Linked DNA regions of Mus musculus: region 1 is linked to region 2. A link is a loop called in an ENCODE intact Hi-C map of the cell type or tissue named here. Cell type or tissue: left cerebral cortex. All regions are shown on one strand. Links, peaks and the distances in the headings refer to the core of each region. The heading gives the core; the rest is flanking DNA.

Region 1 (12,526 bases), core at 2,674-10,673, 440 kb before region 2:
CTCTCAGGAGCTCGATGCACACTTTATCCCAATTGTCCCACTGAAGCCTATCTTTATAGACTTCTGTGTCCCATAAGCCCCCAGAAAGGACTGAACACGGGAGAAGATTCCAAAGAACCGTGAACAGTCTCTGGGAAGCTGCTCCAGGGACTGTCTTTTCTTTCTTTTTTTTCTTGTTTTCCTTTCTTTCTTTTTTGCTTTTCTTCTTTTCCTTTCTTTCTTTTCTTTTCTCTTCTTTTTTCTGTTTCTTTTCTTCCCTTCTTCTCTTCCACCTTCCCCTCCCCTTCCTCCTCCTTCTTCCTCACTCTCCTCCTTGTCTTTGTAATGCAAACACCAAAGCTCTCTTCCTTTGGATACATCAGAGAAACTCGCAGGAAAGAAAGACCAAACATGAAGCATATACATTAGAGATGTTGTTCACACTCTTGAGTAACTCCTTAGCAAAGCTGTGCTCACAGGGAGAAAGGACGTTATAAACATAAAGAATCTTACAAACCAGACAGGCTCCCTTTTCCTGTGGAGGAGCAAATGCTAAGTCATGCTTGAAAATCTGAGTCATTTTAGTCATTTAGCAACAGCTATTGAGCCTAAGGGTGTAGCAGGAAAGGCCTTTCCTCCTCTAGTCCAGGTCAGTGAAATGCTCCCTGTATGTGAGGTAAAAAGAGAGGAGCTGTGCTCTGGAGACAGAGCCAAATAGGGTACTGTGCTCAAGGGCTAAGAACCAGGTCCATAAAGGCTGAGACAGGGGCAAGGGCCAGGTACAGCTCAGAAAAGGCTTTTGGTCTAACTGGCAAGGGCAGAATCTGTTGCCTTTGCAGAGTTAGGGTGACAGCGGGTGGTTAACATCTACCCACTTTTCCCACTGACGGGGCAGGCAGGGCAGTGGGCTCAAGCCCTCGATCCTCACGAAGGTAAGCCTCCTCTTCCCCATTATGTTCCTGGTCAGCGGCGTTCTGTGTTTTCTGGTGCAGTTCTTGTGTCTGTGCTTCACACAGCCTGCTCTCTGCTTTCTGAGATTGCTGGTCTACCTCCTGCACCTTCAGCTTCACCATCTGGGTTAGTCTTGATCAGTACAGGGCGCTGACAGCCAAGAAAGGGCAAAGACAGGGTGGATTGATTTGAAATCAAGGATGTTAAAAGAGATTCCAGAAATGTCTGGCTTATTAAAAACAATGTAGAATAGAAAAAGAATATTATTCCCATCTGTTGCCCAACATTCTCTTTCTTTACATTAGTATTTGTTCCTGGAAAACTGTCTAGAGATACCTGGGTGCCACAGCATGTGGCACCCTTATGAAGCCTAATGGGAGATTCTCAATGCCCCGGAATTCATGGGGTCTTACAGTGAGGGCTTCTGAAGCTACTAAGGGTGGGTGACTAGGCTAGTATGGGAGCAGAGGGGGAGGTCAGTGGGTACTGCTTCAATTACTTTTGAGACTTAGCTTCATCCAGGGCACTATGGTTGATGCCAATTGTAGCCGTCTCTCAGGCTTTCTTTCACCTCTACCTAGACAGCCTACCTGCCTTCAGGTGACAGGGAGAACCGAGTCCCTCTACTGCTGCAAAGCTGCGCTCATGGTTCTAACCACTGCTCAGAGGTGGAAGACTGGAAAGCCCAGACAGCCCAGGGCTGGCCCAGTTAAGTGACTGGCAGTAAGCGAAGTGTCAACCCCTCCAGGTCCTTGGGTTGCCTCCCAGGTGGGCTTTCTCGGGGTAGTGTGATAGTTTTCTTTCTCGTGACTGGCTTCTTTTTCTGTCATTAACAAAATTTTTTGTCTCTGTTGATTTCCAGAGATGGCGTCAGACATACCAGGATCTGTGGCCTTGCCTGTTGCCCCCATGGCAGCCACCGGACAGGTGAGAATGGCAGGGGCCATGCCTGCCCGAGGAGGAAAGCGTCGATCCGGGTAAGCAGACTCAGCATTTCCAGGAATTGGACTTAGTAACAGTTGAGCAATGATCTTGACCTGTTAGAAAAGTATTGTTTTCCCCCTCCAGGAGAGTAAAAGCTCAGCCTTTTGCATCCTGTTTAGATTTTGCAAGATTCCTAAATATGCACATGATTTGCTTCTAAGTGCTCCGGGTCCTGGCACCCAGCTGGGGATTTCTGTTTGCTTGCCCTTGTAGTTACTTTGCCTGCCATGGGATCCCGCTGGGCCGCGCTTGTGCTAGCTCTCTGAAGGGAGGAGTCCACTCTAAAACTGCCTGAACATTCCAGCCTCATTTGGCAGATCCAGCCCCAGGGACTGTAAATGATCTAACTGGGGCCCTCCAATGTTTCCTCCAATGCTCATCTTTCCTAGGAATATGCAAGAATTCTTTTTAACAGGACTCAGCACCTGAAGGCCAGCCAGATGTGTTCAATGTTGCTCAGACAGTAAAGTGAATAAGTATTGTCAACTCTACTGGATCTGATAGGTCACAGACCAGTTTTGAGCAGATGAAACCAACACTGGCACCTTCCTGTGATGAAAGATATCAGTATCTATACTTAGAACCCCAAATCAAACCAATCAAAGCCCTTCAGGAAAACATAACTGGTATTTTCCAGCTCAGTCTATTACTCAACTCTGTTTCCCATTGATGCTGTTTTCATTTTCAGTGTAGTTAATAAACAAGCTATCTCATGAGGTGGCTCAGTTTCTGATCACACACTCTGCCCATGATTGCACTTATCCAGTGAGAACAGAGCACACCTTCTATAGCCCCAAGACTGCAGGCTGGGCCCATATTGAAATGGTCCAACATGTTAATCCCAAGAATCTCTTCCAAACCTGCTGATTCTTAAAAAGGCACAAAGGCAAGGAGACAGGTGCACGCCAGGGTCTGGAATGGAGTGAGGACAGGATGCAACAGTATGATAATGCCACCCTATGATAAGGACTGCAGTGCCCACTGGTGTCTTTGGAAAGGGGCCTGAAAGGTGCGTGGTTACCGTGACGATTCCGAGGGCTGAGAATCTGAACTTGGTGGTGAGGCCAGCCTCCCTGGGTCTTGTGCACTCTCCAAGGAAGCAGTTCTCTGTCTGCTGCGCCTGGGTCTCCTCAGTGGGTGCCACAAAAAAAAAAAACCAAAAAAAAACAAACCACCTGATAAAGGCCACAGCTTGCCTCTGGGCTGCCTGCACAGCTACCTGCTATCTAAGCCATTGTTCTTGCTAACTGTGGACAAATCCTGCAGTATGGATTGCTAAAAGAATGTGTAGAGTGTTAAAACATCTACTTTTCAATTAAAAAGTCCAAATTATTTCAAATGTTACCCCCTTAACTCACATTCTTTAGAGAAAAACCCCATTGTTCATCCTTGTCGGTTTCTAGAAGACTAGGCTCTGTAATGAATACTCTAGGTTGGTTCAAGTCCAGGCAGAAATGCTTTGCCTCACCCCATGCTGAAGACCCATGAGCCCTCCCTGTGCTGGGGTGAGTTCATCTGTGAGCCTCTGCTTCCTCATGGTTTGGGCTGGTGTACACAGCAGTTTTCCATCTTAGCCTGCAGTACAGATCTTGCTTTCTGGACTGCTTAAGAAAATTTGATCTAGGACTGAGTTCCATATCTGAAGAATTCCCCACAGCTGTCCTGTCTTGTAGTTTTAGTTTCTTTTCCATTGCTGTGATACACCGTGACCAAGGCAACATAGAGAATGAGGGGTCTGTTTGAGGGGTAAGGAGCCATCACCTCCACAGTGAGAAAACATGGCAGCAGGCAGACATTGTAAGGAGCGCAGCAGAGAGCTCACATCTTAAACCACAAACAAAAGCATAGAGTGTCCCTTGAAACCTCAAAGCTGCTCCAGTGACACATGGCCATACCTCCTAAGTCTACTCAAAAAAGGCTACCAACTGGAGACCAAGTATTCAAATGTACGAGACTGTGGGGAACATGGCATCTCATTCAAACCAACACACATACAGAGAGAGAACAGACACAGACAGAGGCAAACAGATGGAGACAGACCATACCATGCCCTCCTTGGCACTAGAAGCTAACGTAGACCCTGGGCAGGCTGGCACTTAGGCTTGGGTTCAGATCCACATACAGCTGAAGAAGAGGAAACAAGCTATCAAGAAGGAAACAGACATGAAGGTAGGTGTGCAGTGGCCTCCAACACCCTGAAGGTGGGACTGAGGCTCTCTGGAGGCAGGCCAATGAATTGGACCTTCAGCAGGAAGCCTTTGTTATCTTTCTTGGAGTCTTATGCTGCTTGCCCTGTCCTACTGTCAGATGGTGGGAATCAGACACCATGACTTAAAAAGATTCATCCAGGGTCTAAGAAGGGAACCACTTCTTTTGCAGACCTGTTTCCATAGTAAGTCTTGGTGCTTTCTTACATCTGGCAGGGTTTTTTTTTTTTGTTTCTGTTTGTTTGTTTGTTTTGTTTTTTGTTTTTATATCTTCTCATGAAATCCCAGTATTGGCATCAAAAGGCTGATAGCTCCATCAGGGCCTTGTACTATGGCTGGCATTGACTGTTGTTTGCTGTCACTGTCACCAGCATGGTGTCTCCAACTGTTCCTTCTGTTAAGATTGTGAGGCATGCTTGAAGAGACTCAGAGGGATGTGGAAGAAGATAGAGTATGAGGGAGAAAAGCCAGCACTGGCGTGCCCTGGCCCGTTCCTTTCCAGGTCTCCCTCTCTCACCTGCTAGTGAAGTGTTCCAAGGGCTCAGACAGTCACCCATTCCTCTCCAGTGCTTCACAGCCTCATAGAACTGGCCACACTGACCTCTTGAGGACTTTGGATCCTTCTGGACATGTGCCGGACCTAGTGCTGTGAGTCCTTCCTGGCTGGGCTTTCTTCCCACTTCACTGTCAGGACTTCACAGTGAGCCTCTCAGCAGGGTGCTGCTCTCCTCCTGGCTGCCTGGACACAGGGTGAAGGTTCAGAAGTTTTAGATTCTTTGCAAAGTAGCTCCACATGTGTGGGAGAAATGAGCTGAAGCAAGTCACCTGACATACATTCTTGTTGTGACCTCCCTAAGCTCAGCAAGAGAGGGAGACTCCCACCCAGCAAAGGGGCAAAAGCAGCTTTTAACCTCACTGAGGAAGTGGCCATGAGTTAAGGGAGACGATGAAGCTAGCCATCAGAGTGGAGGGTGGAGGCTGCATACAGCGATGGGCAGGAATGTATCAGTTCCTGCCACTGCCTTGTATCCAGGGCTGAGCTTCTAAACCACTATCACTAAGGGAAAATCCCAGCCCTTGGTAGACAGAGTCAGGAGACTCTGGAGTTCAAGACCAGCCTGGGCTAAATAGTGTGACCCTGTTTTAGAAATTAAAGAACAAGAGAAATAAAGAGGTGTGAGGGAAAGAAAGAGAGGAAGGGCAGGGATGACTCTGTAAGTGGGTCTTCCTGGAGTGGGAATATTTTCAGACATGTTGCCACTGCTCTGTTCTGGGGACCTGTGGCCAGGATCAGGACTGCTCCTGCGTAGCCAGTGCTGGGCAACTGTACTAGAATGACCTTTCTCTTTGCTTGAGAAGCGAATGCTCTGTGCAAACTCTTATGTGATGCTGCACTGTTATTCTTAAACAGCACCGCTAGGGAGACTCCTCACTTCTTTCTCACTTAAATTATGCTGCGAAATGCCTGTCCGAGCTTCTTGTTCAGACCGCCCAACAGGAAGTAGGGTCAACTATGTTTTCAGCTCACTGTCTGGAGACTCACTCGTTCACCGTGCTGAGGTTCGTTTTGTTTTTGTTTTTGATTTTTAGAGAGAATACAATAGGGCTTAAAGTCACATTTTGATTTATTTTATTATCCAGATGTTTCATAATAAGAGAGAAACATAAAAAACAAAGGATGATTTACTATGCTTCTCATCCCAGAAGTAATAAGCTCAGCTTATTGTAGTCATATTTAACATTGGACATGGTGGCAGGGACCTGAACGTAACACCAGGGCAAGTGTTTTGAAGTTTTTTTTTTCATGTGTGTGTGTGTTTTTTTTTAGCGGTCTGTGTGTGTGTGTGTGGCATTGCTGAGGGACTAGTGAAACTGAGTGGCTCTAAATACTCATATGGGGCTTCTGATTTATCTCCTAGACTGGACCCACTTTATTTGCCTTTCAAACTATTAACAGGATTGCTGTCTAAGTGTGAGTTGACGCTCACACAAGTGGCAGGGGTAGTTTCTCTCTATGCTGTATGTATGTGATTGCATACATACTCGTGGGTGGGAAGGTACTGTTTCTCTCCATTCTACATGTGTATGATTGTATACACACTTATAGGTGTTGGGTATAGCTTCTCTCCATGTTACACAGTATGATTGCACACGTTCTCAGGTAGGAGCCATAGTTTCTTGGTCTTTAATTTTTCATATACAAGTCATGACTCCAGGTTTCCAATGAACTCCAGTAGACTCAGGATCTAGACCACCCTTTTCTTTCACCTGATGCTGGCCTGATCCGAAGCTTGCCTAGCAGGGCTGGAACCCTTTACTACACCACTCAGTTCTTCCTATATCTATTCTGTAGGGTATTGAGTAAAGAAAACTCTGTCAAAATGAGGATGACAAACTATCCTGACTTGCTTGTGACTGTTTCAGCACCAAAGTCCTGGAGTCCAAGAAGACCTGCCCTTGGTCACTCCAAGCATCTCATTGATCTTTAGGCCTGGATTGAGGGCCAACTAGTCAGTTATGTTTTGTAGGAGTTTGCTTATTTATTATAATCCTATCAAAGGCCCTTGAGATGGCTCAGTGGTATGGGCACTTGCTGCCATGCCTAATGACCTAAGTTACATAACCATATCCACAGATAGAAGGAGAAAGCCTAATCTCTCACATGTCCTCTATCTCCACAGGCAAACGCAAGAGTGGAAGAGCTTGCTCTTTCTCGAGCGTGCTCTGCTCTCTCTCTCTCTCTCTCTCTCTCTCTCTCTCTCTCTCTCTCTCTCAATGTTACAGAAGCTGTGATATCAAATTGAACTGAATGGGATTTTAAAAATAACTGTGTATATTACACCTATTTACGGTTTTGATGAATCCAGGCACAAATCATTTGGAATTTTGAAAACGTAGGTAGTTTATGAAGGCAGAAAAGGTGATCTTTCCCTTTACAAGCACTAGGTGGCAGTGTGGCTCTGCAAAAATGCAACTGACCTCAGTTAAACATTTTTGGTGGTTATTTTCCACAGGCAATTTCCAGGAAGGTGAGATGATAGCTTAGTAATTATACAGGATATTAATGAGCTTTCTTTATTTAGAATTCCCACATTCAGCTCCATTTGTCCTGTAGACAGCTCTGGCCCAGGGCTGAACTTCCAAAGCCATGCTGTGGAGAGCGATACATGGTCATCTCGCGGGTGACATGCATGTGGTCTTCTGTCTTTTCCCTTCATCCTGTCCATCTCCGTTCCTCTTTGTACAGAGGAATTTCTTTCATCACAACTGCCATTTTTGTTGTGAGGACAGTTGGGTTTTGAGGACCAAGGATCTAAGTGGATGAGGGATCCCGTCAGGGAATTCTGGACATGTCAACTCAGGCTGCACTGCATATAATCCAGAGCAAAGACATGCAAAAGCTGTCCTCATTCCCTTCATTTTGCCGTATCTGATCCTAGTTCCTAGGTCCCTCGAGTTCTTGCTTAGCCACACATCTCACTGGGGCTCATCTTGAGGTATGTGGACAAGTATGCTCTTTATGTGTAACATGACTGCCTCCTGGTGGCCTGGGTGCCCCATGCATTTCCTGGGTCACTTATTCAATCCCTCAAAGACTAGGAAATGAAGTTCACCCTCCCTATGAGGGACCAGAAGGTGTGGCCTCTGTAACTGTGGTCTTCTGGCACATACTTCATTCTCTGCTTGTTTATTGTTTGAGCCGAATCTCACTGGGTATTCTCCATTCTCATAATAAACTGCTAAAACATGGAATTCCTCAGACCTCCAGTCAGGCAGCCAGCCTCTCTCCTGCTTGGATCATGAGACTATATCTCACCAAATCCTTCAGGCCTACTAAAAACAAGCAGGGTGATATAGGGTCTGCAGATGGATGCCACACTCAAGAGCCATGCTGACTGCTCATTTCCTACCGCAGAAACTCTGGGTGCACTTGATCATGGTTATGTTCCCCTCTGCCCTAACATCTTCCAACCTGTGTGTGCTGACATCAGAAGCACTTGGGCCTTTAAGAAGGATCATTTGGAGTGTTAGTTCAGTAAGAATTCACCAAAACATTGATATTAACAAGGGGAGGCCCAGCAGAGAAGAATCTCAAGAGTAATTCTGTGAGCTTCAACGAGCAGACAACCAGCTTCAGTGATTTTGGTATCAAAGGCCCATTTCCTCCTCAACAGCCTGTTTGATCCTGGGTGTAACAGGCTGGTTTTCTTGAAGGACCTTTGCCCTGAGGTTGGTAGAGACTCACCAAGTCACAAGCAGTATTCTCAGACAGCTTCACTGTCCCCTGATATTATGTCATCGCCCTTTGAACTTACTGTCTTCCAAATCCCTTGAGCAATATACCATAAAAGTAAGAAATTAAGTGCTGGTATAGAATACATGATGTGGATGGACCCACATACTCCAGGGATGATGGCAGACAAGAAACATTGATGCCTTCACACAACATGGCCTGAGTCATCCATTGGTGACCTGAGAAGCGTCAAAGGGGGACAAGTTGACACTTGAGTATTCCTATTTCTGACCAGAGAACTAATAGTGAGTGTACTGGAGACCTTTTGTTTGTAATTTTTTTCTCTTGAGACTCTGCGGATACTGTTTAGCATGGCCAAAGGTCGGAAGCATTGAGCAGCGATGTGATGGGGTGAAAATTGGAAGCATTGCATAGCGATGTGATGGGGTGAAGACTCCCCTGCGTTCACAGCTCATGTAACCAATTAGAGTCCTCTGAGAGTTATAACTAGTTCTTACCTGTGCCTTTGACTTTCCAGAATGGACTTCGATGACGAAGATGGTGAAGGTCCCAGTAAATTCTCAAGGTGAGTTTATTTTACCTTTCTTAAGCCAGTAGCCAGCAGTCACATGACTGTCATGAACAGGCACTTAGTGCCTTTTGTCACTGAGCAAGCCATTGCCTGATCTCTGGCCCTCTTGTGTACGTCTCATTTAATGCAAGTATTTGGCTTGGTGGCAAGCAACTTAGTAATCCTGAAGTGTCCCAAGCCTAGCCTTGTGGTACATGCTTGAAATCTCAGCACTTGCGAGTATGAGGCAGAAAGATGGCAAATTCAAGATAAACCTAAGGCATAGAGCAAGATTTTGTCTCAAAATAACCCATAGCAAATGTGAGTTCTTAATCCTGTTTGCTTTTAAGTTAAACAGTAACTACTAACTTTAATGGTCTCCCTTTAAAAAAAAATCTTAGGGTTCAAGTATAGAGAGAATTATCAACATGAATCCTGTTTGTTTGTTTTTTTAACTATGGAAAATAAGGAGAAATACAGGAAATATGGAGCCTGTCTGGGTTGGTGTCAAGATCCTGACAATCAAGCTATTAACAGCATCTTTGGCTGGCTCTATGGCACTGCTCTGGGTGTAGCCGACCTTTAAGGAAGGCTCCTGGGTCAACAGTGCTGGTGGTATAAGATAGAACCATGACTTCTGATTCTTCCAGTTTGTTCTGTTGGGGCATTTTGGGACACATGGATGTGTGCTGAAGGAAGGTATCATTCCTCCATTCTTACCATACTTTTCATCTGTACCACCTTCTTACAGCAGGGCTTGCCTTGATGCCCTCATTCCTGAGAACTCTTTCTTGGTTATTGTTAACCTTAGAAACTTGCTTCCGGTGATAGCTGCTTGCCTACTGCATTCATACTCCATTTGGACTGACAGTCTTGGATGTTTGAAGCAATTTTGAGAAGTGTGATGTCCCCACAGCACATTAGGCTGGCTGTCTACTTTTCTGCATGAAGGTCCTTTTGGTTCTTTGTAACCGTAACCAAAATGATAGCTGTGAATTAAGCAGAGTTCTCTACAAATGCGGGAGGAATGAATGTCTTGTCCTGCCCAAGGATTTCCAGCCTTCAAGTCCATAGTAAATATTTCCTCATCCCATAAACTTTTACCCCCTGAGACCAGGCTCATCCATTTCCCAGCTTCATCCTCATCTGAAGAATGAGAGATGTGGTAAGAACACATTTTAATACATTAATGACCTTGGAATTCCTATCAAAACAAGATGTGAGCTTCACCAACAATTGATTATCAACAATTATCTCTTCCTATGCAGATATGACCCATCTTCTTGGATGTCCAGGTTTCTAAAGATGTATCTTAGTAGCAAGGAATGCTCTGTTCCTGGAAATCTCTCTCTCATCTCTCTCTCATCTCTCTCTCACCTCTCTCTCTCTCTCTCTCTCTCTCTCTCTCTCTCTCTCTCTCTCTCTCTCTCTCTCTGAGCTTTTTCCTTGCCACACAGCCTCTCTGTAGAAGGAAGAACGACATTGAGTCCTCTATGTCAAAGTTCCTCTTGAGATTATATACCATAGCATTTTAACCTCAGGAAATGGTGATGCTTGGTCTCAGAGCATAAAGAGGAAGAGAAACATGGATTGACATTTGCTTGACATTGCAGGTCAATGTCAGTGATGAAACAATAGTCGGGATATAAAGAGTTCATTGCCTTGGACCTGACTGTGAGGAGGCAGTGACCCCAACACTGTGTATGTAACACGCTGAGCTTTCTAGTGAGTCACATGTTACACAGTCAAGTTCAAACCTTAGCTTCTATCAACCACATCCTTTCCTCTGTGCTTTAAAAATAAGAGAGAGAGATGGAATGTGCTCCCAACATGTGCTGTTACTTACAGAGCTGAGTTCATGGGACCCCAGAGGCACTGACCTCATTATTATAGGGTATTTGAAATAATCCATGGCTGAGGAACCTGTGGGCACATCTGAGTTGCTCAGAGTTGGGGAGACAAACAAGTACACGTCCTACCTTCCACTTGACTATCCAGGGTCTCCTGCCAGCCTTGGTAAGCTACACTCCAAGGCCTCTCCCATTTCCTGCTCCCATGCCTGCAGTTAGTCCATAACAGTTCTATCCAGCAAGGCCTTGGAGAATGTAAAGACTGTGATGCAAGCCAGGTCTATCCTTATTAGTTGATTCATAATCTTAGCAGATGCGGGACTATGATCTCTGTTCCCTGATCTGAGTCTAGTGATCATTCTCAGCTTTTCTCAAGGATGGTCCTAAACCCATATGTTCTGCTTAACATTATACTTCATACCTTGACCTTGGGTTCGGTAAATATGGTCCAAGTCATAGCAGCTGACTCATGCTTCTTGCATTATGGCCCCATTGAAGCAAACCTCAAGTGGGATAGGGGGTAGACAGGAAGCCGTATTGTACTGCCTGATCTCATGTGGACACTATTAGGTTAATTAGGTTATTAGGGTGTTAATGTGGGTGCCCAACGGGGACAGTGACAAAGAGCCCCCGAGGTGGTAGCAATGGGTGACATGAGCTTCAAAAGAGGAGGTCTCTTTGCTCAAGAGGTTCAGAAATGGAAATACAAAGCTTGGGTTCCTTTCCCAGCACGGCCTAAGGAAGCAGCCTTCACTTGCTAGCACTTGGCTTGACTTCTGTTCCCTCTTGACTTCCATTATCAACTCACAGGCACTAACAACACACATAGATGAGCTCTGTCTCTAGAAGACTCTGATCACACCCCAGAACAAAACACAGGCCTCCCTAATGGACCCCAGGACCTAGTGGCATCCTCACAGGGTCAGCACCCTGATAGCACACCCAATCTACAAGCCTGCACGCAGAGTGAGGCCCAAGTATCTCACAGCACCGGGCAGCCCAAGGTGGCTTCCCACTTTAGTGTCCCAGCATGTTCCTGTGTTACAGGTGACACCAGTGGGAAGTGGCATTTCAAGAGTTTGGACAGCTGACAGTCCCAAGCTTTCATCAAAAGTCAATTACACATCAGACTCTCTATGGACCTTATATACTTGCAGAACCAGATCTACTTCAGACCCCTTCCATGTGTGTCAAGGGAGGCAATGAGGGGCACTCAGCCTTAACACATGACTGCATGGCTCCTCTCACTCAGTCCTGCCTTCAGTGTCTTAGGTTCTGGGGTTCCTGCATGTATCCATTGGGACTTCTATTTAGAGGGTCCTCCTCAACACATACTTTCATACCATCCTGTATAATCTTAGCCTTTAGGTCACAGGAGAATGGCACCATGATTGTGCCAGCACCTCCTGGAAGTCATGAGGAAAGTTTTTGAAGTGCTCCCATTTCATAAATGTAAGTCAAAATGGCTCACACACACACACACACACACACACACACACACACACACACACACACACACACACACACACCACTGCTATAAGTAAACTCACACAGCTAGCTACACCTCCTTCTTTGCCCTTGATTCCTCCAGTTGTCCCCCTTGCGGAAAGGCTCTAGTCTTCTTGCTCCAGCAGAATTAGGATGCCTCCTGCATCCCAGCTGTCCTTTGCTGCAGAGTCCTGACCCTGTTCCTACATATGTAGAGGCAGATTTCCTTACTGATGCTACCTGGCTCCCAGCAATTTTGGGT
Region 2 (12,526 bases), core at 2,075-10,074:
TATAAGGTGCCTCCACTAGGGTGTCCAAACCAGGCAGAGGTGAGAGCTCCCCTTGGAGCAGGGAATGACAAAGGTCAACCTCTAGAGAACACACTTCTGCCTTTTGGCAGGCAGGGGGAGTAAGGAATCCTATGAGCCCTGCACCCAGGTGGAAGCAAGTCTAGCTACATCGTGTACAAAGCTGGAGGAGTTACATGCAGATGACTGAAGGCTCTCAAAGGGGGATCCCTGTCTCAAAATGCCTGGGGATCCTCCAAAGGCAGAAGTTGCAGGAGGAAGGGGTTCCACCAGTATTTTGACTGGAAAATCTTGGCTGAGATCGCAGTTAGTAAGGGATATCTCACAATGGTCTAAATCTAAATAAGTCTAGATGCCAGCGAGTTGACACAACCCTTGCCACAACACTGGACACTCAGAAGCACTTTACAGCACGTACAATAGAAGACTTTCTAAGCCATTCCTTCATTCTTCCCTTTGTGCCTAGACCATCAACAATAGAGGACACGGGAGCAGAGGAGGAAAGCAATAGAGAAGAGTCGGCCTCATTCTCCTGTGGGTGGCCAGAAGGCTAGGGAAGTAGAGAGCAGGAGAGATGGATGGGCAGAAGGAAGCCCTGGTCGTACCACTTCTGTTTCCACATAGTAAATCCATCTACCATAGGAAGCACAAGTTAATAGTGGCTGAACAGCCAGATTGCAAAGCCCTTGCTTAACAGGTGTTTACAAGCTGGTACTAGCTGGCCAGTCACCAAGAAAGCTTGAGTTAACAGAGGTGTGCTTGAAAACAGCTTACGAAAACTGGCAATGACTTCCTGTGCCTATCAGATCAGCCCGTGCAGCCAAGAGACCACACAAACTGCAGGGGACTGCAAGAATTCACACTAGGAAAGAACTAAGTCTCAGATATGGATGGGATTCTGTTTGTGTATGTGTGTTAGTTTGGTTTGGGTTTGCATATAGCCTGGGCTAGCTGTAAACTCAGTATGTAGCTAAGGATAACCTTGAGCCCCGGATCCTCCTGCCTCTACCCTCCAAGTGCTGGGATTACAGGCATGCACCACCATACCACGCTCTAGGTGCATCTTCTACATAGATTGGCTTTTCTCCATCTTCTAAAGTGAAGTACTCTATATTTAGTTGAGTGATAACTTCTGGGGTAGAGCAATGGCTAATCTTAGTTATACAATTCCTTGACTATACAAGGAATTAACTAAAAACCCAAGCAGCTGGGCACACTTGTGCAGGAATTTTCTTGGTTGGATTATGTGAGGTGGAAGACATACCCTAAATCTGGATCACTTGACTCCAAAGGATCCACCCTAAATCTGGACCACACCTTCTGTGGGTATTCCACATAGAAGGACGGGGAAGAAGGAAGCTGCATGCTCTAGCTCTTGTCCTCACTCTCACCGGCATCTCTCCCGACTCATTCTTTCATTGGTGTTATAACTGAGTTCTTGGGGATTCCAATGTAGAGTGAAAACTGGCATCTTTCTAGACCTCTCTGGAATTTCAGCACCAGATTAGAACTTCTGAGACATCTGGTCTTGTGGACTGAACAACTAGTATGTAACATGCTCATACTAGTGGTTGTTCAGTCCACTAGACGTGTGTGTGTGTGTGTGTGTGTGTGTGTGTGTGTGTGTGTGTGTGTCTGTGTCTGTGTCTGTGTCTGTGTCTGTGTCTGTGTTTAGTTTAGTTCCTTAGAGATCCTGACTAATACAGATAGGGAATGCCCTCCTAAACACAGTATCAATGGTGCATATCATTAAGACTAAGACTAGCTGATACAGAACTAAAGAGGTGACTCCGTGGTTAAGAACACTTGCTGATCTTCCTCCAGGGGCCTTGAGTTTGGGCCCCAGCACCCATGTTAGGCAGCTCAGAACTGCTGTAACTCCAGCTCCAGAATGCACATATCCACATGCTGACAAACATCTATCCATAGTTTGTAAACAATTTACTTATTTAAAAAACTGGGTGACACAACTATGTCAAATTATTGAAACTAAATAATGCTGAAAATAAATGCACAGAGGACATGAGTTAAAATGTATATCCCAGGTAGGAGATGAATGCTCTGAATGCCTGTTGCTCTGACTGTCCCCATACCCCTTCTCCTACCCCAGAATTCTACTCAACTCCTTAGTGTACCATGAAATATCTGAGGCAGTGCACATCTTTGGACCTAAGCTATATTACCTTGGGATAAATTCCCAGATAAGTAATTAGGAGGGCAAAGAAAAAGACTGTTTTCTAGACATTGGTTTATAATGGTAAATTCAATCTAAATGGGCTATTTCTACTTTTCAAAGACTTTTGTCTTGGAAACACTTTAAATGAATACATAAAAAATATCATGAGTCACTACAATCCACAGACCTACCCCCCCCCCCCACACACACACACCAAGAAGCCAAATCACAAGGAGGGCCCAAAGAAGGATGGTTGAGTTTTTCTCAGAAGGGGAAATAAAATAGATATCAGAGGTGAATGGATGGAGGGAACTAGGTAGGAGAGGGGATGGAGAGAGAAGTGGGGAGGGACCAGGAAACAGAGAGCAGGGGAGAGAAAATGGAAATCTGCAAAGGGCAGTGGGGTAGAGGCATCTCTAGAATTTACCAGAGACCTGGAATGAGGGGAGGCCCCAAGGTGCCTATGGGGAAAACTCTAGCTGAAACTCCTGGCAGTGGGGGATATGAATCCTGAAGTGGCTACTTCCTGTAGACAGGCAGGACTCTCAATGGAAGGATAAGGACAGCAACCCACCCACAAAAGAAATCTTCCACCCAAAATTCGTCCTGTCTACAAGATGTTTGAAGACAAAGAACAGAGACAGAGGGAATGGCCAATTAATGACTGCTCCAAACTGAGACCCATTCCATGGGCAAGAACCAACCCTGACATCATTAATGACACTTTTTAGGCTTGCAGATAGGAGCCTAGCATAACTGTCTTCTGAGAGGCTCCACACAACAGCTAATGAAAAGAGTTGCAGAAACCTACACCCAAACATTAGATGGAGCTCGGAGAGACTTATGGAAGAGCTGGGGGAAGGTTTGGGGGACCCAAAGAGGACAGGGACTCCACAGGAAGACCAGCAGAGTTAACAAACCTAGACACATATTCAACAGATCTGCAGCTTGGTTTTCATGCTGGTTCCCCAACAATTCGAGCAGGGGCTGTTCCGGAAGCTCTTGCCTGCTGTGGATCCTGTTCCCCTAATGGGGCTGTCTTGTCTGGTATTAGTGGGAGAGGATATGCCTAGTCCTGCAAGGACTTGATGTGAGGGGAAGGAGGGAGGGAGAGAGGGTGGGTGAGGGTGGGAGTAATGGAGGGGGGCTTCCCTTCTCAAAGGAGGAGAGAGGGGAATGTGGGGAGGATCTGTGTGAGAGAGCACTGGGAGGAGAGCTGGGGCTGATATTGAGATGTAAGGTGAATAAATAAATTTTAAAATATTTTAAAAGTAAAGAAAAATAATAAAGTTAATAGAACTAGAAAAAATATTGTGAATCACCATGGCTGATGGGTTAGCTTTAATAGTCACCAATATCTCAATGGTCACTTGACTCTTCAGCTGGGAGGGGTGCTGATTTAACCAGTCTCTGATCACTGGCCTATTTCACGATGTGCATGACCACCATAAATAAAATAAAACACTGCACCACGTGTTCTTTTCATAAGTCCTTGGTATCACTGATGCATGTTCTTTGGAGCCACAATCTGCATGCTTGTTGATGCTCTTCTTCTACAACGCTGAACGGCTCTGCAGAAAAGTTGCTCCAAGTAATTCTTCTAACACCGCTGTCCAGGAGGGTCGAGTTCTTTTTTATTTCTTTCAAAGTATTTACTTTCTAGTTCTTTTTACAACCCACTTGTTTAATAGTTTAATAGATGCACCTCACTGTTCTTTCCAATGATATCTTATAACTACAGAAGACACGGACACACATGGAATTTTAACACATTTGCCCTTATGTAAACTGGCCACTTCTGATAATTTTAGTGGTTTGTTTGTTTTTCTTTCTTCCTTTTTTAAAAAAGATTTATTTATTTATTTTATGTACACCATTGCTCTTTTCAGACACACCAGAAGAGGGCATCAGATCTCATTACAGATAGTTGTGAGTCACCATGTGGTTGCGGGAATTGAACTCAAGACCTCTGGAAGAGCAATTGGTGCTCTTAACCACTGAGCCATCTCTCCAGTCCCCTCTTTCTTTCTTTCTTTCTTTCTTTCTTTCTTTCTTTCTTTCTTTCTTTCTTTCTTTCTTTCTTTCTTTCTTTCTTTCTTAACTCTTACTGCTTTGTAGGAAATATTTCTATATATAAAGTATCAAGTGTCTAATAGTCCTGGCCACATGGGAAGTCACGACAGGAGGTAGAAACATGAGTTCACAAGCTTGAATCAAGCTGGGCAATGCAGTGCGACCCTGTCTCAAGAAACAGGAAGAGGGAGAAAAAAATGCTGTATAGAGGTGAAACTTTAGGGAAGAGACTAGGCTAAGCCATTAGGCTGAAATCTCCATAGTCTGTGACTGGTTTTTAAGGCCTTTTGAGGAAAGAGACCAAGGAGCCCAAGTGCAGCATTTTTCTAACGAGTGTGTAATAACACACAACTTGTCACATCACCTGTAAGGTCTGGAAGTCACAGAAAATTCCAGATTGAAAGAATTCTGCTCACTGATAATCTTTTAAAAGTAAACTTATAGTTAGACAATGCACACAGATATAAAATGTGCCTTAAACATTCTCTCACTGTGTCAGGTTGTTTCATATAAGGGCTTTTGAATATATTTCTTCATGATTCCTTTTTAATATTTTATGCTCCTTTATTATGTTTAATTCCCAAAGAAAGGAGTTACAGAGACAAAGTTCGGAGCAAAGACTGAAGGAATGACCATCCAGAAACTGCCCCACCTGGGGATCCATCTCATAAACAACCACCAAACCCAAACACTATTGCAGATGCCAACAAGAACTTGCTGACAGGAGCCTGATATAGCTGTCGCCTGAGAGGCTCTGCCAGTACCTGACTAATACAGGGTCCCCTATAAAGGAGCAAGAGAAAGTACCCAAGGAGCTGAAGGGGTTTGCAGCCCCCTAGGAGGAACAGCAATATGAACTAACCAGTAGCCCCAGATCTCCCTGGGACTAAACCACCAATCAAAGAAAACACATGGAGAGACTCATGGCTCTACCTGCATATGTAGCAGAGAATGGCCTAGTTGGTCATCAATGGAAGAAGAGGCCCTTGGTCCTGTGAAGGTTCTATGCCCCAGTATAGGGGAATGCCTGGGCCAGGAATTGGAAGTAGTTGGGTTGGTGAGCAGGGGGAGAGGGGAGAGGATAGGGGATTTTCAGAGGAGAAACTAGGAAAGGGGATAACATTTAAAATATAAATAAAGAAAATATCTAATAAAAAAAAGAACAAAAAAAAAAGAAAGAAAGAAAATAAGAAAAACAGAAAAAAATTCCCAAACATTTAAAATATAAAAAAAGAAAATATCTAATTAAAAAAGAACAAAAAAAAGAAAGAAAGAAAGAAAGAAAATAAGAAAAACAGAAAAAAAAATTCCCAAAGAATATTTTGTGTGTTTTGAAACAATTTAGTATTCAACATTAGATATAGGATCCTCTGTTATGGGTAGTATTAAATGTTCATTAATGATATTTTTAGGATGTAAAAGGATATGAATATAAAAGTTTAACAAATTTTATGTATTATTTGATTCTCAAAATATTCAATATTATTAATATGTTTAATGTTTAAATGCATTTAAATAATAAAAAATTTTAAGAGAGAAAAGAGTGTTTGGAACTGCAAGCAGGTGGGTCTGCAGAGAGGCCCATGGAACAAGACCCAGAGGCAAATTGAGGGAACTAGGGCAGACTTCAGAATCCAAACACATGAGTTCAAACCTCACCTTTGTCTTTGCTTTGTGGTTGGACTTTGGGAAATTGGCTGCTTCTCTGGACTGTGGCTTCTCTCTGTGTAAAGTAACATATATATCATTATCACATAGGGCTGCTGAGGGTGATATAAGTTATTTAGTATATTAGGTGCTCACATGCCACGGTCAAAGTCAAGTTTTAGTAGTTGGTCCTCTCCTTCCACCTAGTGAATGTTGAGGTCAAACTCAGGTTATGAGGCTTGGTGTGCAGGGTTTCTTTGCTCACCAAACAGTCTCTCTAACCTAAATTAATATAGGTCATGTTAAAGGATGCATAGGGGTCAAATGATCACTTATATTTCAAAGATAAATTGAGTTACAGGGGTGTATTTTCACAAAACACGAGTTTGACTGAGTAATAACTGAAGAATTCTTACCAGAGGACCTCAGTGAAAAAACCCCAAAGAGCTGGAGAAACAGCAAGGCACAACCGGTCTCTGCTGCCCCCTAGTGGGAACCACTCAGATTTCAAATCGATTCCTCAAATGGGAAGGCTATCCTGAGAGCAAAGGACTGTCTTGTTTTTTCAGGACTATACAGAAGAGACTCTAGCCTTCTTTTCTCTTCTTCTCTTCTCTTCTCTTCTCTTCTCTTCTCTTCTCTTCTCTTCTCTTCTCTTCTCTTCTCTTCTCTTCTCTTCTCTTCTCTTCTCTTCTCTTCTCTGCTTTCCTTTCCTTTCTTTCCTTCTCTCTCTCTCTCTCTCTCTCTCTCTCTCTCTCTCTCTCTTGAAATGAGATTTCAAATGGCCTTGACCCCACAATTCTATGGTTTCAGACTCTCAAGCGCATGGACGTCAGGTGTGCTCCACCTCCTCTGATTGAGTCTTGAGAAGGTGACGAGGCACTCACTACCCGTTAACATCACCGGGCAGGTCCCTTTCTGCCTCAACCCACTACCCTGTAAATAAGCTGCCACATCTTACCTGCAGAGCTGTTGTGAGAATGCGCATTATCTCTAAAAACCTAGCTATGCTCGCTGCTGTGCACCGCTCTACAACAGAACTTCTGGAAAGCTGACTCAGCATTCCCAGTTCTTCAGGGCCTTTTCCTCTCAGATGCTGCACAGTCTGATAATAGGAAGATAATAAAACCAGGTTTTAATCGGGATCTCTTGCAACAGAAGAGCGTTCTGAGCACTGGAATTTATAGCTGAGGCAGGGTAGAGTCGGGGGATGAAGACAGCAGATAGCAGATACTGCCAAGTGTGAGGGGGTCCTGGCCAAACTGGCTCACTGGGTCCTTGCTAAAACATCATGTCAGAAGTGGTAAGGAGTGAAAACATCAGACATTCTATCTCTCTTGTTTCTCTTCACTGTGACAGAATGCAGGACATAAAACAGTTTAAGCAGTTTGTCTTCCTCAGAGCTTCAAGCCCTTATTGCTTGGTCCCATGCACTAAGGCACAGTGCTGCGGCAGTATAAGCAAGTGAAGAAAGCTGTTCGTAGGAACGGAACCAGAGAGGAAGGGGTTGGGGACCAGAGAGAGCCTTCAAAGGCACGCCTCTAAGTGAGCTTCCTCCAACTGGACCCCATCTTCTAAATTTTCCAGAACATTCCAAATATTTCCAAAATAGTGCTACCAGCTGGGGACTATGCTTTAACACACAACCGAAGAGACACTTCACATTTGACCCATATCTATATGAAGTGTGATATCAAGGGTATGGGATGCGAGGAGAACTGACTTGACAGGATTCTTGCCAAACTGGGAGATATAAGTTTGCCATAGATGAATGCTAAGGGCTGGGGCCTAGTGGGCTTGAAGGAGCCTGACTTATGTTTGATCAAGGAGGTGAATCTCTTTCAGATTCCATCAGAAAGGATTTAAATCTTCCAAACCTTCCATACTCCTCATGGGGTCCTATTTTACCATCAGGTCTCACAGTCAAGAGCTGATGCCTGAGTACAAGAAGGACTATGCACATTGCATCATGCCAGAGAAAAGAAAGGTCCCCTGCTTCCTGCAAACCTCCAGTCAGAAGCCAACCATGGTGATCCACACCTATAACCCCAGCATTTGGGGGGGGCGAGGCCAGGGGATTTCAAGTTCAAACCCAGCCTGGATTACACAGCGATGTCTGGTCTCGGGGCTGGAGAGATGGCTCAGCAATTAAGAGCACTGACTGCTCTTCTGAAGGTCCTGAGTTCAAATCCCAGCAACCACATGGTGGTTCACAACCAATTGCAATGAGATCTTGATGGCTTCTTCTGGTGTGTGTGAAGACAGCTACAGTGTAGTTAGATATAATAATAAATAAATCTAAAAAAAAGAGAAAGACAAAGCAATGTCTAGTCTCAAAAACAAAATCAAACTTGAGTCATAAACCAGTTTAACAAGAATCCCTCTTCCTTGATAGATAATCAAATCCCTCTTAACCATTGCTGCTCAAAGCTGTACACTCTGCCCTTGGCTATAAACCTCCAGCTGTCTTCACTGCATTCTCAAGTGAGCCCTTTCTCTCATCACAGGGTCAGTAAAGGCTCTCTCCCTCTCCCTCTCCTCTCCCTCTCCCTCTCCCTCTCCCTCTCCCTCTCCCTCTCCCTCTCCCTCTCCCTCTCCCTCTCCCTCTCCCTCTCCCTCTGCCTCTCCCTCTCCCTCTGCCTCTCCCTCCCTCTCTCCCTCTCTCTCTCCCCCCCCTCCTCTCCTCTCCCCCTCCTCTCCTCTCCCCTACCCTACCCTACCCTCCCTTCCCCCCTCCCCTCCCCTCCCCTCTTTTCTTTTCTTTTCTTTTCTTTTCTTTCTTTTCTTTTCTTTTCTTTTCTTTCTTTTCTTTTCTTTTCTTTTCTTTTCTTGAGACAGAGCTCAGATACTGTCATTTGGCTTTGAAATCTCTGAGCAGCTGAAGATGACCTTAAACTTTCTGTCTCTACTTCCTGCATGCTGGGATTATAAGCATGTGACACCACTCCTTCTACAGTGCTAGGGCTCAAACCCAGAGCTCTGTGCATGATAATTACTTTTCTGTTGCTGCAAGAAAACAGCAGGAACAAGGCAATGTATAGAAGAAAGAGTTTATTTGCCTTACAGTTCCAAAGGGTTAATAGTCTGTGGGGATGGAGTGGAGGAAGCAGGTGGCAGGTGGCTGGAGCAACAGCAGAGTTCACATCTTGAACCACAAACAGGAAGCAGAGAGAATGTACTACAAATGGCGTACGGCTTTTGAAACCTTGGAGCCTGATTCCAGTGATGGGCTTCCTCCAGCAAGGCCACATCTCCTGAACCTACTCAGTGCCACCAGCTGAACCAATATTCAAATACCCAAATATAAGGGAATCTCATTCAGATCATTGTAACGTTGACTTTTTCAAGGCTTACTTTCAATGATGGTTCTTGGATGCTCTAACTTCCCTTTTAGCCCACCACCCAGCAGAGGTAGTGAAAAAGAAAGGATGGGTAGAGGAAGTGGACCTGTTTAGAAAAGGTTCTTTGGAGCAACCCCCATCTGTGTTGTCTGGAAATCAGTGGTTCACAGGTCAGCAGTGGCAGCTTGATCTACTCACAAGCACTTCACAGATAGACCAGCGGTCCAGTTTGGTAGAGTTGGGATACCAAACATAAATAAGCAGCAGTGGCATTACCTTGCAGAGATAGCCAGGCCTCAGACTTGGCACAAGTCAGCCAGATGGACCAGGGAGTAAGGCCAGGAAAAGTTCTCCACTGTGCCTCTCTCAGCAAAGTGAAGCTCAGTGAAGACTCAAGACCAACAAGAGTTGTTCAGCTAGCTCTATAAGCAAGCCAAGCTCAGCCTCCATCACTGTCAAGTCCTTTTTATACTCCTGCCAAACATCTTGTGTCCTCCACTGGTCTTGCCTCAGTATATAAATCTGTCTCAGCTGACATCACTCTGCCAATCAGCCAGAGTCTGAGGAAACAGCAAGAAACTGCAGCATACCACCACAAGTGTTTTTGGTGCATTTCTCTTTATGGAGTCCTGACAAATAGAGCTCAACCATGCAATGTAAGATGGACCAATTCATGCATGCTGTTAGCAATGTTAGCTAGCCTAGTTTACAAAGTAAGCTCCAGGTTAGCCAAAGCTAATCCCCTGCCTCAAAAACAAAACTACAAGCTGGGCGGTGGTGGCGCACGCACTTGGGAGGCAGAGGCAGGTGGATTTCTGAGTTCGAGGACAGCCTGGTCTACAGAGTGAGTTCCAAGACAGCCAGAACTATGCAGAGAAACCCTGTCTCGAAAAAGCCAAAAAACCAAACCAAACCAAAACAAAACAAAAAACCAAAACAACCCCCACCAAAAACAAAAATATAGGCGTATAATGAGATTCTGTCTGAAAACAAACAACCTCCCCACAAACACACACACACACACACACACACACACACACACCCAAGAATAGAGGAAGAAAGATAAAAGTAAATTATTTCATAGGAAAGACTGGTTTTTAAAATTAAAAATTGTATTTTGTTCTTTTTGTTTCTTTGGGGGTTTTGTTTGTTTGTTTGTTTGTTGTTTTTGTTTTTGTTTTTGTGACACAGTTTCTTTGTGTAACTGGAACTCAGGTTGTAGACTAGGCTAGCCTCAAACTCACAATGATCTTGCCTGCTTCTGTCTCTAGAGCACTGAGTTAAAGGGTATGTGCCACCACACCCAGCTATAAATATTTTTTTACATTTACTGTGTGGTGAAGGGAGCGTGTGCATGCATCGTGGCAGGCATGTGAAAACAGAGGCTGGCAGGAGTCCGTTCTTTCTTTCCATCAGGTAGGTTCTAGGGATCAAATCTAGGTGGTTTGGTTGGCAGCAACACAGTGGACAGGAAATCTCACTCATTAAGGCTTACAAGTTAAGTTAACATTGTTGCCTGGCACATAAGTGATCAATAACTATGTGGGGATTTTTGTTTTTACTGAGTTGACAATATGGCCTGATCCTGCTGATCACCTGGATTTATGGGTCCACTCTGTAGAAATCAGAAATGCAAAAACTTCTCCAAACCTGCCCTTGTAGATCTTGAACTCTTAGAATGTAATGGCAACATCCAACCCAGGCCAGGCTAGAAGCCTGCCCAACAAAAGTCTCTGGGCCTTCCATAGCTGACCAGTCACAACTGAGCTATTGAATCAGTCCCTGGCTGAGGAGGATTGACTGGCCAACCCCACATGAGGACACCCCAGGGGTCAGGTGTTCATCTCTGGTCTCCACGACCATCCAGCAAATGCATCCCGACCAAGGCTGGCAGGATGGCTGGAACCTTGGGCTGCAGCACAAGTTCTATAAAGGGACAGACAGGTGAATGCTTTGGGGTATCCACCCGAGATTACTCAGACCTAAGTTTAAGACAACAGAAGTCTTTATTAGCCTGCCAGTAACTACCCTGGGTGTTCAGAATCCCAGTGTAGCCTTAAGCCTTTCTTCAGGGTGAGGTTTTGTTTGTTTGTTTGGTTGGTTTTTAACAATAGACTTTTTTAAAAGTCAAACTTATAAATTTAAACAAATAATTTGAAGAGTTTTACCCAGTGAGATACAATTTAGTATGTACAAAAAAATAGGAGGGAGAAGGGCTGGGAAGGGAAGGTTGCAGTCCCTGGGTTGTTGGTGGCTGAAACCCAGAGGGACTCTAGGCAAACCTTACCTTCTCACAGATGTATGGAGCTCAGGATGCAGATAGGGTTCTCAGAGGCTACAACGATGCTGGTTTCATGAGATGGAACCGAAGGCTGAAGCAGGAGAAGGTATCTGACCATTATGATCACAGGCAAAGAAGCTAGGCCTCAGGGTGACTGTTTACGCACAAAAACTATATCCTGGGTTGACATACTTCAGTTAACAAGAACAGTTAGCCAGAAGCAGAACTACAGAAGCCAAAAAGCAAGGTGAGTCCATGTAGAGACTTTCCCAGCACCATGGACTTTGATGGATTAGGTCTTTGTTCTCATTTTGGCAGGTGGTGCTGTCTACGAGCTGAGTTTTACAGCCTGAAAGGTACTTCCATCATAGAGAGGGGTGTGCTAAGGTCTGGGGTCCTGTTACAGGAGGATAATCCCAGAGACAGGATTGATCTGACTCAAACGCTTCTGCAGAGTCTTCCCTGGAGTCATATCTGGCTCTTTATGGTACAGTACAAGGACAGAGAGGCTATAACCACTAGGCTGCCAAGCATAAATCCTAGGCAGGGAGATGGAAACAAGACAAATGAAACTCTATTTCCTCGGTGATGATAATGACATCAATCTGAAAATAATGGTCAGAGATAATTGCCCCCCCAATCTTTATCAAGTGAGAAATATGTCTTGGAAAAGGAAGTTCTTGTTGTATTTTGAGGTGGAATCTTATGGATTCCAGAACTGACTTGATCCCCCTCTGTTGCTGGCAATGACTTGGACTTGCTGGGTTTTCTGTCTTCATCTCCCAAGTGATGGATTACAGCTGTTCACCATCATAGCCAGAGTCTTTGATCCCCTGTTCTTACCTTGTTTATTATTACTGTGTGATGGCATGCATACACACACAGACACAGACACACACACACACACACACACACACACACACAGATACACACACACACACACACACACACAAACACACACACGCACACGCACACGCACACACACACACA

The links. A loop is a pair of places that touch in the nucleus more often than their neighbours do. Peaks named below come from ENCODE experiments on the same cell type or tissue, not always from the same donor. Only the 100,000 strongest peaks of a DNase experiment are listed, where the experiment ranks them.
Region 1: it touches region 2 in a loop (5-fold over the local background); 25 of 42 quality-filtered maps call a loop at or near these places.

The regions. Positions count from the first base shown.
Region 1 is chr7:84,350,935-84,363,460 of GRCm38, reverse strand. It overlaps Arnt2 (aryl hydrocarbon receptor nuclear translocator 2), which reads left to right. Exons shown (of 19, transcript NM_007488.3): 2 at 1,793-1,907; 3 at 8,894-8,941. Among named protein-coding and RNA genes, the nearest start is that of Gm30873, 20 kb to the right of the region's middle. In left cerebral cortex, for the core only: CTCF peaks have their summits at 5,527, 7,065 (motif pointing right), 7,667 (motif pointing left) and 9,021; DNase peaks (open chromatin) are centred at 4,843, 6,664, 7,094 and 7,662; H3K27ac peaks cover 2,157 bases.
Region 2 is chr7:83,908,641-83,921,166 of GRCm38, reverse strand. No RefSeq gene overlaps it. Among named protein-coding and RNA genes, the nearest start is that of Mesd, 23 kb to the right of the region's middle. In left cerebral cortex, for the core only: a CTCF peak has its summit at 6,397 (motif pointing left); a DNase peak (open chromatin) is centred at 6,392.